Linked DNA regions of Mus musculus: region 2 is linked to region 1. The links are chromatin loops, found by intact Hi-C in ENCODE. Cell type or tissue: left cerebral cortex. All regions are shown on one strand.

The links. Peaks named below come from ENCODE experiments on the same cell type or tissue, not always from the same donor. Only the 100,000 strongest peaks of a DNase experiment are listed, where the experiment ranks them.
Region 2: a loop joins it to region 1, with 7 times the contacts of the local background. A loop is called at or near these places in 18 of 42 quality-filtered maps.

The regions. Positions count from the first base shown.
Region 1 is chr7:55,702,584-55,710,583 of GRCm38, forward strand. No RefSeq gene overlaps it. Among named protein-coding and RNA genes, the nearest start is that of Gm26482, 4.4 kb to the left of the region's middle. In left cerebral cortex, no CTCF peak of the experiment used is centred here; a DNase peak (open chromatin) is centred at 4,494.
Region 2 is chr7:54,841,532-54,849,531 of GRCm38, forward strand. The region is part of intron 1 of Luzp2 (leucine zipper protein 2); the gene reads left to right. Among named protein-coding and RNA genes, the nearest start is that of Luzp2, 10 kb to the left of the region's middle. In left cerebral cortex, a CTCF peak has its summit at 4,548 (motif pointing right); DNase peaks (open chromatin) are centred at 2,583, 4,506 and 6,728.

The DNA of each region.
Region 1 (8,000 bases):
CAGGCAAAACTCCCAGTAGAGAGATAAGGACAGCAACTCACCCACAAAACTTTCAACCTAGAATTTATGGAAGGAATGGCCAACCGATGACTGGTCCAACTTAAGATATATCCCATGGGAAAGCACTAATCCCTTAAACTATTAACAATATTTTGTTATGCTTGTAGGCAGAAGCCTAGCATCACTGTCCTCTGAGAGACTCCACCCAGCAGCTGACTAATACAGATGCAGAGACATACAGTCAAACATTGAAAGGAGTTCAGGTACTCTTATAGAAGAGTTGGGGGAAGAATTGAGGGCCCTGAAGGGGATTAAAAACTCCACAGGAAGACCAACAGAGTCAACTAACCTGGAAACTTGTGAGCTCTAAGGGACTGAACCACCAACCAAAGAGCATACTGGACCTAGGCCCCCTGCACATATATAGCAGATGTGCAGTTTGGTCTTCATGTGGGTCCTCCAACAACTAGAGTGTGTGCAAAAGCTGGTCCCTAAAGCTGTTGTCTATCTATGGAATATGTTACCCTAACTGGGCTTGCCATGTCTGGTCTCAGTAAGAGAGGATGTGCCTAGTCCTGTAAAGACTTGATGTGCCTGGGAGGAGGGATGCCCAGAGGGGGCCTCCACCCTCTCAGAGGAGAAGGGGAGAGGGGAGGGAAAGGACTGTATGAGAGGGAATCAGGAAGAGGATAGCAACTGGGATGTAAAGTGAATTCATTAATTAATTAATTTTAAAAATAAATTAGAAACCAACAATTCAAATAACCCAATTTAAAAATGAGGTACAGAGCTAAAAAGAGAATTCTCGGCAGAGGAATCTCAAATGGCCAAGAAGTAAAGAATTTTTCTGCATCCTCAGTCATCAGGAAAATGCAAATCAAAAGGACCCTGAGATTATCTCTTATACCAGTCAGAATGGATAAGATCAAATACTTAAATGATAGCACATGCTGGCAAGGGGAACACTTCCATTACTGGTGGGAGTGCAAACTTGCATAACCACTTTGAAAATCAATTTGGCAGTTTCTAAGAATACTGGAAATAGTTCTACCTCAAGGCCCAGCTATACCACTCCTGGCCATATACCCAAATGATGTTCCACCATCCCACAAAGACACTTGCTCAACTATGTTCATAGCAGCTTCATAATAGCCAGAAACTAGAAACAACCTAGATGTCCCTCAACTGAAGAATGGATAAAAAAAATGGGGTACATCTATACAATGGAATACTATTCAGCTATTAAAAACAAAGACATCGTGAATTTTGCAGGCAAATGGATGGAACTTGAGAATATCATCCTGAGTGAGGTAACCCAAAGCCAGATAGGCATATGTGGTAGGTACTCACTTGTAAATGAACATTAGTCATAAAGTGCAGTTCAACCATGTTTCAATCCACAGAACCAAAGTAACTTGAAAGTAAGGAGGTCTTGAGGGAGAATGGGTGAATCTCACTCAGAAGGGAAACTAAGTAGTCTTTGGAGGAAGATGGAGAGAGGGAACTTGGTGAAAGAGGAGAAGAGGAAGGGGGTGGGGATGGCACTAAGGTATGTGGGAGGCAAGAGAGGGTTCAGAATGAAAATGGAAGGCAGGGGCATCTCTGGTGACTAGCTAGAGGCCTGGAACAGCCGAGGATACAGGGAGTCTGTGATAGTTTATATATGCTTGGCGCAGGGAGTGGCACTATTAGGTAATGTAGCCTTGTTGGAGTAGGTGTGCCATTGTGGGAGTAGGATTTAACACCTTTGTCCTAGCTGCCTGGAAGCCAGTCTTCCACTAGCAGCCTTCAGGTTAAGATGTAAAACTCTCAGCTCCTCCTGCACCATGCCGACCTTGATGCTGCCAAGCTCCCGCCTTGATGATAATGGACTGAACCTCTGAACCTGTAAGCCATCCTCAATTCAAATTTATCCTTATAAGAGTTGTCTTGGTCATGGTGTCTGTTCACAGCAGTAAAACCTAACTAAGATAGAGTCTAAGGGGGAACCCTAGCTGAGATACCTACCAGAGTTGTATAACAGAGACTGAAGTGGCCACCTCCTGTAGCCCAGGCAGGACTTTCAGATGAAGAAGGGGACATTCACCCATAATATCTTCAACCCAAAATTTGTCTTGTTTACAAGATGTTTAGGGACCATGATGGAGCAGAGACTGAGGGAACAGCCAACCAATGACCACCCCAACTTGAGACCCATACCATGTGAGAAACCAGATACTCTGACACTACTAACAGTACTCTGCTATTCTTGCAGACAGGAGCCTAGCATAACTGTCTTCTGAGAAGCTTCATCTAGCAGCAAATGAATACTTTAGAAATTTTAACATAATATTGTCTTAGTTACTGTGGTAGTTTGAGTAAGAATAACCCACATAGGCCCATATATTGAATTTTCTGATTAGCATTCCCATCATCATCTATGAGATGGGAAGGGCTCCTGCAGATGTTATGAATAGAGCTGTAGTTTATCTGCATTGAAACAGTTCTCAGTATCTCGTTTTCTCCATTGGTAGTACATGGTACTTGGTAGTACATAAGGATCTTTCTTTCCAATCATCTCTTTACCTTTTTTTCACTCCTTACTCTCTGTTTTTCATCATCTATTAATGTCTGGGTGGGAGAGTCTGACTTTTCCCTTTGGTTCTTGTGTCTGTGAAGTGGCAAGAGAGTCCTGGTGGCCAGGAACTTGCTCAGAAAGAGCTCACCAATGTGGCCCCAGCTTGGCCAAATACCCAAGGCACATACCACTCTAATGTACCCAGCAGAAAGTCTCTGTAATCCAGATGGAAGAGGAATATACCAAGAACAGAGGAGAACCAGCCTGCAAGCTCCAAATCTATCGTTATGGACATCTTCCTGTGGGACTGCTCAGCTCGGGGTCCTGGCATTCTCCTCTGTTCCACAGCAAGTGGGCAGCCAGAGAGCCAACTCTCTCTGAATATCTGTCATCCTGGCTAAAATCAGACAGACCGACCTTGGAACTTCTCAAGCAGAATAAAGGACAACTGAAATCAGATACCCAGCCAAGGCATGGAAGAGGGGTCCTTCCTTCCTTTCACTAGAGTGGCAGAAAGAAGAAAAAGGGAGCACAAGGAAGAAAGGATGACGGAAGTAGAGTCTCCAACAAGAACATGGATAGCCACAGTGCACCATGGTGCAAGGAGCAGAGGAGAGGTAGACCCTGAACCCTCCATAGGCCATTCTCCTCAGTTCCTGACATAGCATCAGACACCAAAGAAATAGCTGACTCACCCGACAGAGGCACTGACTCTTCCCTACAAGTCTCCCTCCTGATAGAGCTTAACACTGATGACACCATTTTGTTTCAATCTATCAACAACGTTCTTAAGAAGGTGATAGGTGTCAATTTCTCCAATGGGCACATCATTCCTGGAAAGACAAGCCTAATGGTTTGTCTTCTGCATTCATAACTCTGCACCAGGTCACATCAGAAAGCATGCTCCCATGCCTTTAATTGGAAATGCTCCATCCAACAACCAATCAGGACCTGACGGGCTAGCCTCAAGCTTATCCCTGTCGTACCACCCCCCCCCCCCAGTAAAGCTCACTGCTGTACCTCTCCCTAGCACTGCACTGTCTTCCTATCCAGAGTACAACCTGGTGGATTTAATACAAGACTGAAAAATAAAAACTGCCTGGTTAGTTTCTCCTGGCATATTCTCTCTCACCTCTCTCCCTGCCTTTTATGTAAAAAGGTCATCTAACACCTTTAAAAACGTGTTCGGGAATCTGCAACACACAGCTGCGTGAAGCATCTCTTTCCTTCTCTCATTCAGCAAGTATTCAGTGCTTGGTTTAAGCCATGTCATCCTGCAGGGTCAAGTGTATACTCAGAGAAGAGAATTATTCCACAGGGCAACTGTCTTCACTTGGGTAGGTCAGGACTGGTCATTGTTGTCCAGTGACAAAGAATTGCGGCACTTTTGAGGTGAAAGTGTCAGGGGTATTCAGAAGCTGCTTGGCAACCAGCTCTGTGCCACGGACTTAGAGAGCAAAATATCCGTCCTCCCTTGTCCAGTTTGCTAGCAGACTAGCTCAACAGATATTCAGCCCAAAAAGCTAGTATATAATAATAATAATAATAATAATAATAATAAATTACAGCAAGGATCACTCAGGAAATGTGGTGCATGAACACACTGACATTTTGTTTAGCCCCAAACTGAAATGATGAAATTCACACTGTGGCAGATAGAAGTAGAAAATCTATACGTGAGGCAATCCGGACACAGGAAGAAGATACAGCAGATTCTATCTCGTATGCCTCACTGCTCCTCTTTGTAGAGTAGTGGGTAGTTTATATGTCAAGAAACTGGAAGAGGAAGGAAATGCTAGGGGAAACGCTTTAAAGACGAGAAGTGGAAAGGGGAAACGGGCAAGAGCCTTGTGAGAGAATGGGGGATGGTGAAGAACAGCAGTGGAAAGAGCAGAGAAAAAAGAGAGAACCGGCCAGAAGGAAGTGAGCCTGAAATGTCATGAGTGGGCAGGGCAGTTGCCTTAAGAGAATTCATTGCTTTTGCAGAAAACCCAGGGTTAGTTCCCAACATCTCCATGGAGACTTACAACTGCCTGCTACTCCAGTTCCATGGAACCCGATTTACTCTTCTGACTGCTGAGGACTCCTGCATGTACCTCATGTGCATACCTACACTCAGAAACAGACATACACATAAAATAAAATAAGTAACCAGGCAGTGGTGGGGCATGCCTTTAGTCCCAGCACTTGGGAGGCAGAGGCAGGCAGATTTTTGAGTTCAAGGCCAGCCTGGTCTTCAGAGTGAGTTCCAGGACAGCCAGAGCTACACAGAGAAACCCTGTCTGGAAAAAAACAAAACAAAACAAAAAATAAATTAAATAAAATAAGTAAGTACATATTGATTTTTTTTTCTGGCATGGTATCACTTTGTATCACTTGCATGTCCTAGAACTCATAATGTAGATCAGGATGGCCTCAGAGGAGATCTACCTGTCTCTGCCTTCCAAGTGTTGGCTTAGAAGGCATACATCACTACACTAGCTTTTAGAAAGAAGGAAAGAGAGAAAGAGAGGAAGAGAGGAGGAAAGAAAGAAAGAAAGAAAGAAAGAAAGAAAGAAAGAAAGAAAGAAAGAAAGAAAGAAAGAAAGAAAGAAAGAAAGAAAGGAAGGAAGGAAGGAAGGAAGGAAGGAAGGAAGGAAGGAAGGAAGGAAGAACATGAAGCTGGGCAGTAGCTCACACCTTTAATCATAAAATAGGCACAGGCAGAGGGCTATACAGAGAAATCCTGTTGAAACAAAGAAATAAAGGAAGGGAGGAAAGAAGGAAGGAAGGGAGGGAGGAAGGGAGGGAGGGAGGGAGGAAGGAAGGAAGGAAGGAAGGAAGGAAGGAAGGAAGGAAGGAAGAGAAAATGACATAAGGAAAACTGTTTCTATACTAATTTTTTAAGTAAGAAAATAATGTTAACAAAAGAATAAATGACTGGGGATTTTTTTTTAATATTTCTGTCTTTCAGACACATGTGCATATGTGATATATATATCACATATGTACAGTATTATATAATGGCTATATATATGCATGTGCACATGTATCTGGAAAACAGAAATATTTTTATGCATATGCATATATATATCACATATGCACAGTATTATATAATGGATATATATACTATATATTTGTGTATATATATATATATATGTATATATATATATATGTATGTATGTATGTATATGTATGTATGTGTATATATATATATATGTTATATACTATACACACAAACATATATAATACTAAGGTACAGTACTACACTACACCTTTCTATCCATTCCATTTTCATCTGTCTTTATCTTAATTCTGATCCCTCCTTTTTCTCCTCATAATTTTTCTTAGATTTATTTATTTCATTATTTTATGTGTGTTAGTGTTGTGTACCTAAAGTAATGATGTCTGTGTACCATGTGCATTCTTGGTAATCTAGGAGGACAGAAGAGGACATTGGGTTTCCAGGGACTAGAGTTACAGTTGTATCCTGCCATGTGGGTGCAGGGACTCAAACCCAGGTCCTCTTGAAGAGCAGCTAGTTCTCCTGTCTGCTGAGACAACTCTCCAGCCCTTTTTATGGTTTCAATTTTTCTCTATCTGTGATTTTTCTTTTCTTCTTTCTTTAAAAATTAATGTCACTATTATAGCATTCCTAAATTCTATATTGGTTTTTTGCCAATATAGTGGTGGCAGCAGTGGTATGTTACTTACTAGTTGGCATAGTTTCTAAGCTACTTGTCTGGCTTGCCTTGGTTTGTCCTTGTCACAGATCATGACCATGCTCTTTCCAGGCAACCAGATCAACACTTTCAGTGTATTGATTAGACTCTCTTATCAGTGAGCTACACCCTCAGCTAGCTGAAAGTGCTTGTCTCCAACTGCTAACGCTGCACTTCCACCTCCCTAAGATTTATTACGTTTTTACATTTCTTTTTACTTGTTACTATGTGTTGTAATTTTATTGATATGTATATAATTTTCATACAAGTATATACAATATGTTGGGCATATCCTCCCCATGGAAACTATTATCACCCTTTTTCCACCTCTCCTATTAGTCCTCTTTATCCCTCTGGACAGTCTGACTTCTGCTTTAATGTCCTATAAACATACATGCTTTTACATAGCTCTACAACATTTAGTAATTACATATGGGATAAAACACGTGATAAATATGTTGGATAGATGTCTCCGAGGTTAATAGCACTTGCTGCTCTTGAGAAGACCTGAGTGCAATTCCCAGCACCCACACAGAGGCTAGCAGCTAACTATATGTAATTACAGTTTTAGGGCTCCAACAACCCTCTTTTGGCCTCTTTGGGCACCAGGCATACACTTGGAGCACAGACATACATACAGGTAAAAGTACTCATATATGTTAAAAAACAGAAGCAGAATAAAACGAAGCAAAAGCATACGATATTTGTCTCTCTGAGACAGTCTTATTCCCACAATAAGGTTATCTCCAGTTGTATCCATTTTCTTTTGAGGTTATAATACAATAAAATAATATGATACGATATAATATAATTCTTCATTCCAAATCCTCATAAACTCCCCCTCCTTGTTCTCTTTTAAATTCAAGAACTCTTTTTCATTAATTGTTGTTAGATGCATATATGTACATACACAATACTCTTAAGTATAACCCGCTCAGTGTGTAGAACTTGTATGTGTTTTTAGAATGACCATTCATATTGACTAGTCAACTTACACCACATTGCCTTTATCTGTTCTTCTCTTGTAGGATACCTAGGCAGTCTCCATAACTTATCTGTTGTAAATAGTGCTGCAATAGACATTGGTGTGCAAGAGTCTCTCAGATAGGTTGGCTAGGAGTCCTTGGGGGCAGACACCAGTAGTCATATTGAGGCAGGAGTTATTATTATTTCGAGAAAGGGGCCCAGGGTGAAAACTTGAAGCTGCTAGTAGATGATCCGGTGAGAACAGAAGCTGGAGTTACTAGGAAAATTAAGGGTTAAACCAGCATAATTTGCAGTGCTGAGAAAAACCAATAAGAAGTTTGTGGCTGGGTATGAGATACCTAGGTTAGACAAAAGCAGGAATAAGTCTCTGGGCAGGTCACAGCAGCCCAGCTGGCCACTTGATGCCCTTTAGAAGCCTATGGAAGGCTCTGCTGTTCTTTCATATATGTTTTTCTAATATGAATAATTATAACTGGTTAAATTATAAGATCACATCTAACAAGCCTGCACTCGATTCAGGAGATACCCCAGACCACTCGGCAGAAAAAGAGTTAAATTAGCTTATGCCTATATTTTGAAATGTTTTCCTTCTTTTACCTCTAGGAATTTCAGAGTTTCTGGTCTTATATTGAGGCCTTTATAGTTTGAGTAGCTCTTTATTCATCTGCATATCAAGTTTCTCAAAACCATTCACTGAAGATGCTGCCTTTTCCTTCAATGTGTATGTTTTTATATTTGTCAGAAATCAGGGGGTG
Region 2 (8,000 bases), 860 kb before region 1:
CTTCTAAATTCTTGACCCAGTACGGACCAAATGACAGAATTATAGTCTAATTTATGTTAATATTGTGCTCAGGGGGAAGAAATGGTGGAGGGCTTTGATAGGAATGTGAAATAAACATATCTGTTAGGCAGACTGCACATGAGAGAGCTCCTAAAAAGAAAATATTGGACTCAAGATTCTCATCAGCGTTGATAATCAAATAACTAAAGATTATGGGCACTCAGTTCCCACCTTTACCTTCTTTCCAGTTCTACATCTCTTGCTTAGAAAATCATGTAAGGACTTGATACACTGCTACACCAGGCCTCTGTAGTCCAACTAAGTAAGATGTCAGTAAGGATTAATGAAGATTTTCTTCATGCCTCCTATGGGGACTGTACCATTCTCCAGCCAAGGTGAGGGTGAGAATTCCTAATGCTCAGAATCTTACTTAAGGCATCCTCCTAGGGTGGAGAAGCACTCACTCATTAATGGTGGAGTTGATGGTAAAAGGAACCATAATGTTTGCCCTATTGCATGGAATTAAATTCAAAAATTACAAAATCAGTATAAAGTAGTATTCAAGGGATGCCTCCAACCACATGAATCATGGGGATTTAGAAAGGCAATTAACATGTCTTCTCCACCTTTCTCTGATCCATGGAAAGGTAATAACAATGCCCCTCTCATAAAGTTGTCAAGAGGATTTGTTATGATAATATATGCAAATCATAGTGTCCAGCTGAGAGAAGTAAAGCTCAACACACAACCGCCATTATTACATGATTAGAAGGTTTTGGCAAGGCTTGTCTACCAAAGTGTTCTTGCATTTTAGAAAGTGATCTTTAATAACAGCCTTCTAGTATAGACAAGAAAGCCAATCTTAGTGGGAAAGAAGTTTTGAAGTTCAAGCCTACCATGGACTATGAGGACATTTCTTCCTTATCTGTGAAGAAAACTATTTGGAGTATAGTACAGGGACCAGTTCTTTATCATCTTAACTAGGCCCATTTGGAAATACTAATTTAAATATCTATTGTTATCCTCAAAGAAAAAGAAAGCAGTGTTATATGATCCAGTTTAGGTCTAAAACCTCCAAATTCTGTTGTCAAAGTAGTTAAAATAAAAAAAATGTTTTATTAAAAGTATATTCTTATAATGTCACATCAATAGCTTTGAGGAGAGGTCATTGTTAAAGGTCACCTGATAATGGCAGACCCACAGGAATACATCATCTCTGAGGAAAAGCAAACATATAGACAAGTCTAGACACAGTGAGAACCCTGGACTGTTTCTACTAAGTAGTTTTCTAGAGGCAAGGCCCTGTCTGAGTCTTATCAAATGGTCCGAGAAGCCTTGCACAGAAGAGCTATTATAATGCTATGTGCATGGGAAAGAGAAGTTTGAATCAAAAGAAAAGTTTACAAACAGTGGTCTTTCTGCAGTAGACATACACAAGTTGCTCTTTTTGTATGCTGAAGATCATTCATTGCTGATCTTTGCAGTAACTAAGCCTTTGGCATTGGGTAGGAAATGGGAAAAAAAATCTCTGAATTACAAAAGAAACAAGAAGATGTGTGAAAAATTGAAGTGACATGTTGGCAAAAGGCAGATATGGTTGAAAGAGCCGGTTATTATTGAGAGTCTAGCTCTTTTTCTTTCTTCCACAGAGGGAAATGTGAGCTCATTTGACAAGTAAGTTCACAAGAAAAGTGGGGGAAATTGCTCTTTTCCTGACACTCTAGTTTGGAACGTTATAGAAATATATTGAATTCTTGCTTTTTAATGTTCCGCACAGATCTTTATTTTAGCTGTTTACTTTATAGAATTGAGAATTGTGGGCTACGGGTCCAACCAGCGTGACTGAGGATCAAGCAAACCTCTGGAGGTGTTCCAAGTGCTTACTTTCTGTGACTCAACCCTCATGGTTTAGCAATATTCACGTTATGCATGCTGTATACATAGGATAATCTAGACTTTGAGTGAATTTAAATAATTAGTCCACCTTCTTCCAGATGGATAGTATTTGGACCTCAGTCTGTTGTTCTGATACTCTACCAATGAAGTCGTGATGCTACTTATAGAATCAAATCTCCACAAAAGGCACACATAAACAAATAAAAGTATTCTAATAACCTACTAATGGGAGCTGGAGAGATCACTCAATAGTTAAGAACACTCGATGATCTTCCAGAGGGCTTAGGCTCAATTCCCAACACCCATATGGCAGCTTACAGCCCTTCGTAACTCCAGTCTCAGGGAACCTAGTACCTTCTCCACAAGCAAAACACATATCTACTTTAAAAGTATACCCCTAATGAGAATGCTGAAACAACATGTTCTCATGAGATGGGAGGATGTGTGACATTAAAACATTTTAAAAATAAGTCAAAGAAATATGTTAGTTTGAAGACAGGACAAAATGAAGCTTTCCTAATAAAGAAATCCAGAAATTTTCAGGCAATTTCATCTTTCCTTTTTCAGAAAATGTATGTGTGCTCTGATGAATGTTTCTCAAAATACACTCTTCCTGTGTGAGAATGAGCATCTCCTGGGGTGAATCTGAAAGGGACAGATCCGAGCTCCTGTGTTGAGCATATCAGGCCAGTTCTCTGAGGAGAGGGCAGTGGATTTCCATCTCAATGAGAAGCCTCCTGTGAATATGAAAATCTAGAAATCACAGCTTCAGTGTTGGAGACCATAGAGCTTGGAACTCTTTGAGTTCATTGGCATTAAATAAAGGGGAAATTGCCTTTCAAATCAGGGCACTTTGGTAGTCTGTGGCAAAAGTCACACTGTTTATTGTGTATGAATGTATTTAATTAGTGAGTAGGTTATCTCACACCAAGAGGCTTTTATCAGTCCAGTTGCATGAAGCATTTTCGGTGGCTCATATGCTGTTCTCCAAAGAGGAAAAAGATTAGGTAAGTTAAATGCTGTGAACTGATTTACATGGATCCAAGGGGCACGCTAGAAAGTAAGGGCAAGGGTGAGGTAAATCACTGAGATGCGTAGAAAAGGGTGAGCTCTAACTCAGGCATGACTAGCTGCATCAGCACAATCGGCAGTATGGAGGCAGCAATACCCAAGTCCCGCACGTGCAGCGGAACCCTGTGCTTGTGTCTTCTTGACACGAGACATCTGAAAGTTCGAATCAGGCACTTGTGATTTTACCCTACCGAGCAAGATCTCGTTGTGTCATAGTCATAGTCACAACTGCTTTTCATGGTGGGGAAAATAAATTTTCTGCAGGAATTTGCTGAGTTAAATAGTAGGCGAAATCCTTTTTAACCTTTGTTTCTTATCGTCCTTTTTGTTTGCAGTGTTCATTCTCTCCTTTTGTGCAGAAATAAAATATTATGATAATATAGTTTATGTAGTGATTATGCTCAACCAGGCTAATCCTCAAAGTTGATCTCTGAGGTGGTTCCCGATGCTGCCCTCTATGATAGGTAAGGAAGCTGAGGCACACAGGGCTGAAACTGATCACTTTTAAAGCCAGTCTTTGAGCTAATGGTAAATTCAAATCACAGTGAGGCTGTGCTCATGTGCTTAGGCCCCTTTAAAGGTTGACTCTACGTTGAATTTGCATCATTCTATTGTCCTGCTTTTTTTTATTTTCCTCAAAAACATGAAATAAAATAATAAACTAAAATGCCTAAAGAGTATAGCTAATAAAGGAAGAAATAAATATAGACCTTTCAAAAGTATTTTCTACCATGCCTATTAAAAATGGCAGGAGATCCTTTCCATACTGATTATTTAACTCTATTTCTATTGCCAAAGAAAATTGCCATATATTAGTAAAGACGTGTCTTTTCACGTGTGGCCTGTTTTACAAAACTGCCAATGATTGTAATGTCCCCCTCTATAGGTACGGATGCTGCCCTAATATTAACCAAGGGGCTTGAACAGGGGTGTGATTTTCATGTCTCCAGTTTCCTGAGTCCTACTGGTGTGATTGTGGCAGTGCTAAGAGTCAAGAAAGACTTCTTAAACAGCAAAGTTTTGGTTTTGCCATGTAATAATTTTCCTCTGAATTTCTCTGGTGTTCCTGTACTTAGTGCTTCTTCAGTGCCTCATGGAGTCCTTACTTTATAGATTAAGATGTTAAGTATTAGAGAAGTTAGTAAATTTAAGGTTACAAAATTAATAAAGAGCTGCAATGTGAACCCATAATTTAATGGGCATAAGCAGCAAGGTTGGAGTGCCGAGACAATAATGGTTATCGTAAAATGTGTGTGATTTAGGTTCATGGGAAATAAATCAGAAACAAAGGGGCTGATGGGAAATGTGTGCAGATTGGTGGGAACAGGCGCCAGTGCCAAGACTTAGGGTCATATTTGTTCATACAGGGTTCAATGTTCCTCCCATTTAGTAGGAGATTTCACCTGTCATTTTACACATGTGGAGAGTGGCAGATTTGTCTGTAGCTCAGCTGAATTTGAGTCTGACCATTTGGTACAAAACAACAATTCAGTAATATTAATCTCTGCAAACAGTACAGCTGCAAGTTACAGATGAAGCCTAAGAACTCTGGAGTTGCACTTCTACTATTGACCAGGAGATGGCACATTATAAAGCATTATAGTCTTCTGTGTTAGACTTAACCCATTACAGACTTAACACATTACTCACAATGTTGATTTTCATTAGGTTTGGCTTCAAATACAAATTATTGACATGGACTTATATACTGTGTGCACAATACACATATATAATAAACACAGTTGCATGTTTGAGGATGTTGCTTAGTGGTACAGAGTGATCAGACTCATGGGTTGTATCCCTAATAACAGCCCCCACATAAAATAATACAACATAAACTATATATTATACAAAAGTAAAGTGCGTGTGTGTGTTTGTGTGTGTGTGTGTGTGTGTGCACGCGCGTGCGTGCGTGTGTAGGTGTGTCTGTGTGGATACCATATTCAATTTCTACTTTAATGAGGCCATATTTTTTGTGATGTGTTAATCAGATTAATTCCATTACCAGCTGGATCATTTCCCATGTTTGCCTTCCTTCTTAAGGGGCAATGTGCATGAAAATTTAATACTGTGCCAATTTCCCCACATACGCTGTATAGTAGATTCATTACATCAAAGTATTTCTTAATGAGAGCCTTAAAGGTCAATGGGAATCTTGTGAAAGGGGCGTATCATACTTTTTTATATTTTAATATTAACTTTTCATGCATGGCCATACATATTCACATTGCACACATTCATGCATTCATACAGGAATTTGTAATAACCTCATCTTATAAAAGAGAGAACTGTCAATGGTGACAGCTGCATGGCACAAATGCCAGCGATGAATTCCACTTTTGTGACGTCAAAGTTGCTTTGGATGTAGACAGTTTGTGAATAAAGAGACCAAGCTGATTCAGGGATGAACCTCACTGAAAGAAGCAGAGACAAGCTTATGGTGCACAAATCATGCTAGGTTTTGTCATGGCAACTTTCTAGATTCATATTTTAAGATGAAACAAAGGTCTCTAGTCTCCAGTATTAAATTGGACTACACTATGCAGTGCTTGGTGTATTTGACAAATCTGACTTTGGTCATGAATTGAGGTCAGAACCTGCCTCTACACCTTGGCTACTTAAAAGGTTAAAGTTTTGGGAAGCTGTTAGTAAATCTCAACCTATAGTTTTGTTATATAAGGTAAAATTCCATTTCTTTCTCATACATTTAAATTAAAATATAGAAAATGAAGCACCAGTTAGTTCTTCATGGTTGGAAAATGAGCAATCAATCTGTTCCATAGCTGCAATGGGATTGAGATATTTCTACTGTCATCCATCCTTCTTCTACCAAATGTGTACATACATTTACATTGTCCTTGAGACGATGGCAACACTCATGATATCTCTATCACCTCAGAGCCAAGATGGTAGGCATTTACAGACATCACCCTTTAACAAGAACTCATGGTTACTAGCACAATTGGTGTTCCCGTTTCCAGCCAAGTTTTTAATAAACTACATGTGCTATTCAACAGTTTTCACTATTGGCTTGGTGTTGTGTAGTTTCTCGAAAATTTAAATAAGACATTTTTTTCTAAGATTACTTAAGGCTCAGCTGTGATGTTCAGTGACCTAGGTAAATTACAATTGTTTTCAGTTTAAAGGACAACTTTATCATAAGTCAAAGTTTGTGTGTGTGTATAATGTTTAATGCTTTATAAATATTATAATTATAAATTGTTTAGTTAATTGTTTAATTATTTAATAATTAAATGTTTTATTAAACACTATATAGAGTGTTTAATGCCTGTGTTGATATAAAGGTGGATATATTAATATTTACTTGCATACATAAGCGTGCATCTCTGCTTTGTGTTTCTAATTGCAGGAGAAATTTTAAAACATTTCTGGGCTCTCCTAAGTCTTCTGCTACAAGTAAAGGCCAAAATAGGTTGGGCCATAGAAGATTACTTAATTCCATCACCCCCAAGTACACACTGAATTTGGGGCAGAAATAAGTGAGTTTTTCTTTCAGGACATCAGTAGCCATTGTGTCTCTGTGAGCTTTCAGAGAATGAACATAGACAGTGTTCATCCCAGAGAAGGATAGAAAGGTGAGGGGCTGGGAAAATGAGAGCTTACCAACAGAATGTTAAGTGGAGGAACAAGCATGGTCTGAGCTGAGGGAGTGTTTGATGTGTGCTAGAAATGTGCCTTGGCAAGTACAGTCAGAATTCCTTGGCTCTAACCTGTAATAACAAGCTCATGTGGCTAGGGAATAGCATAGTCTTAGGGAAGCAGAATGTTTTAAAGATGAGTGGTGAGTACTGCCCTACTCATCGGACATGTACAGTGTCACTGATGTGGAATACAGAGAGGATGTTTCTCTTCTTTTTGTTCTGTCAATAAAAAATGACAAACTGGCAGAGGCATACAGGGAATAAAACTGTAAAGGCAGTCAGAAAAGAGCTCTCTGTGAGTCCTCATCCATAGAATAATAGAATGTGAAGAATGGTATGTTTTTTCCACCTTGCTATAACAAAGTTTCTGAAGCCAGACACCTTAAAAAGCAAGAAAAGGGTTTATTAGATCATAATTTTAGAGACTGTAATTTCATCATTGTGCATCTACAATGGTTCAGTCTCTGGTAAACTCTAACTGTGGAGGACTTCTTGGAAACCACCTGAACAAGAGAAAGATGGATTCATTGAAGGGGCAAGGCATACTCCCTCACGAGAGGTAGATCACTCTCTGTTGGGATGCCATGCCTTTTGAAGTATATACTCTTACTACAGTTTAATGTACTGAGCAACATGATCACAGGCTATGAATGACTCCTGTGCCACTAGAAAGAATAACTTGACCATTGCTTGGTCTAGTAAATAAAAATACATTAAAATAATGTTTTCTAAGAATCTATCAAAGGCCAAAAAATAAAAATTTAGGAAATAACTTTAATTGCCTGAAATTGAAGCCCTGTTTTAAAGAATAACAAATAGATTTTTAAAAAACCAACAACAAAACAACTTGTACTTTCTTGAAATATGCTGCTTATTAGCATTGAATTATAGATGTGGATGCAAAATAAAAAATGGTTTCTTTGTAAAAATTGTTATTAGTAGTAGCAGTAGTAGCTTGGTGTGTGTGTGTGTGTGTGTGTGTGTGTGTGTGTGTGTGTGTGTTTGCATGTATGTGTGTGTAGAAAAGGTGTGGGAGTAGGGTTGGGGATGTTGCAAGGTCATACTGGGGTCAATTCTCTATTTCCACTTGGGTTCCAGGAATCAAGCTCAGGGTATCAGGCCTGTGTCACATGTGTTTTACCTATTCAAATGTCTCGCTAACCCCATCAAACTATTCATGTGGGATATGTATAGATCTTACATAGATACAATATATAAAGAAGTCACAATGTCTGGCTGTGAAACTATATTTAAGATAGACCCTGTGTAGGCTCTAAAGCAATTTATTGTCCTGTTTTAGTCTTTGTTTTCCTCCTTTTCCTTCTCTCTCCATCCTCCCCCTTCTCTTCCTCCACTTCTCTTCTGCTTTCT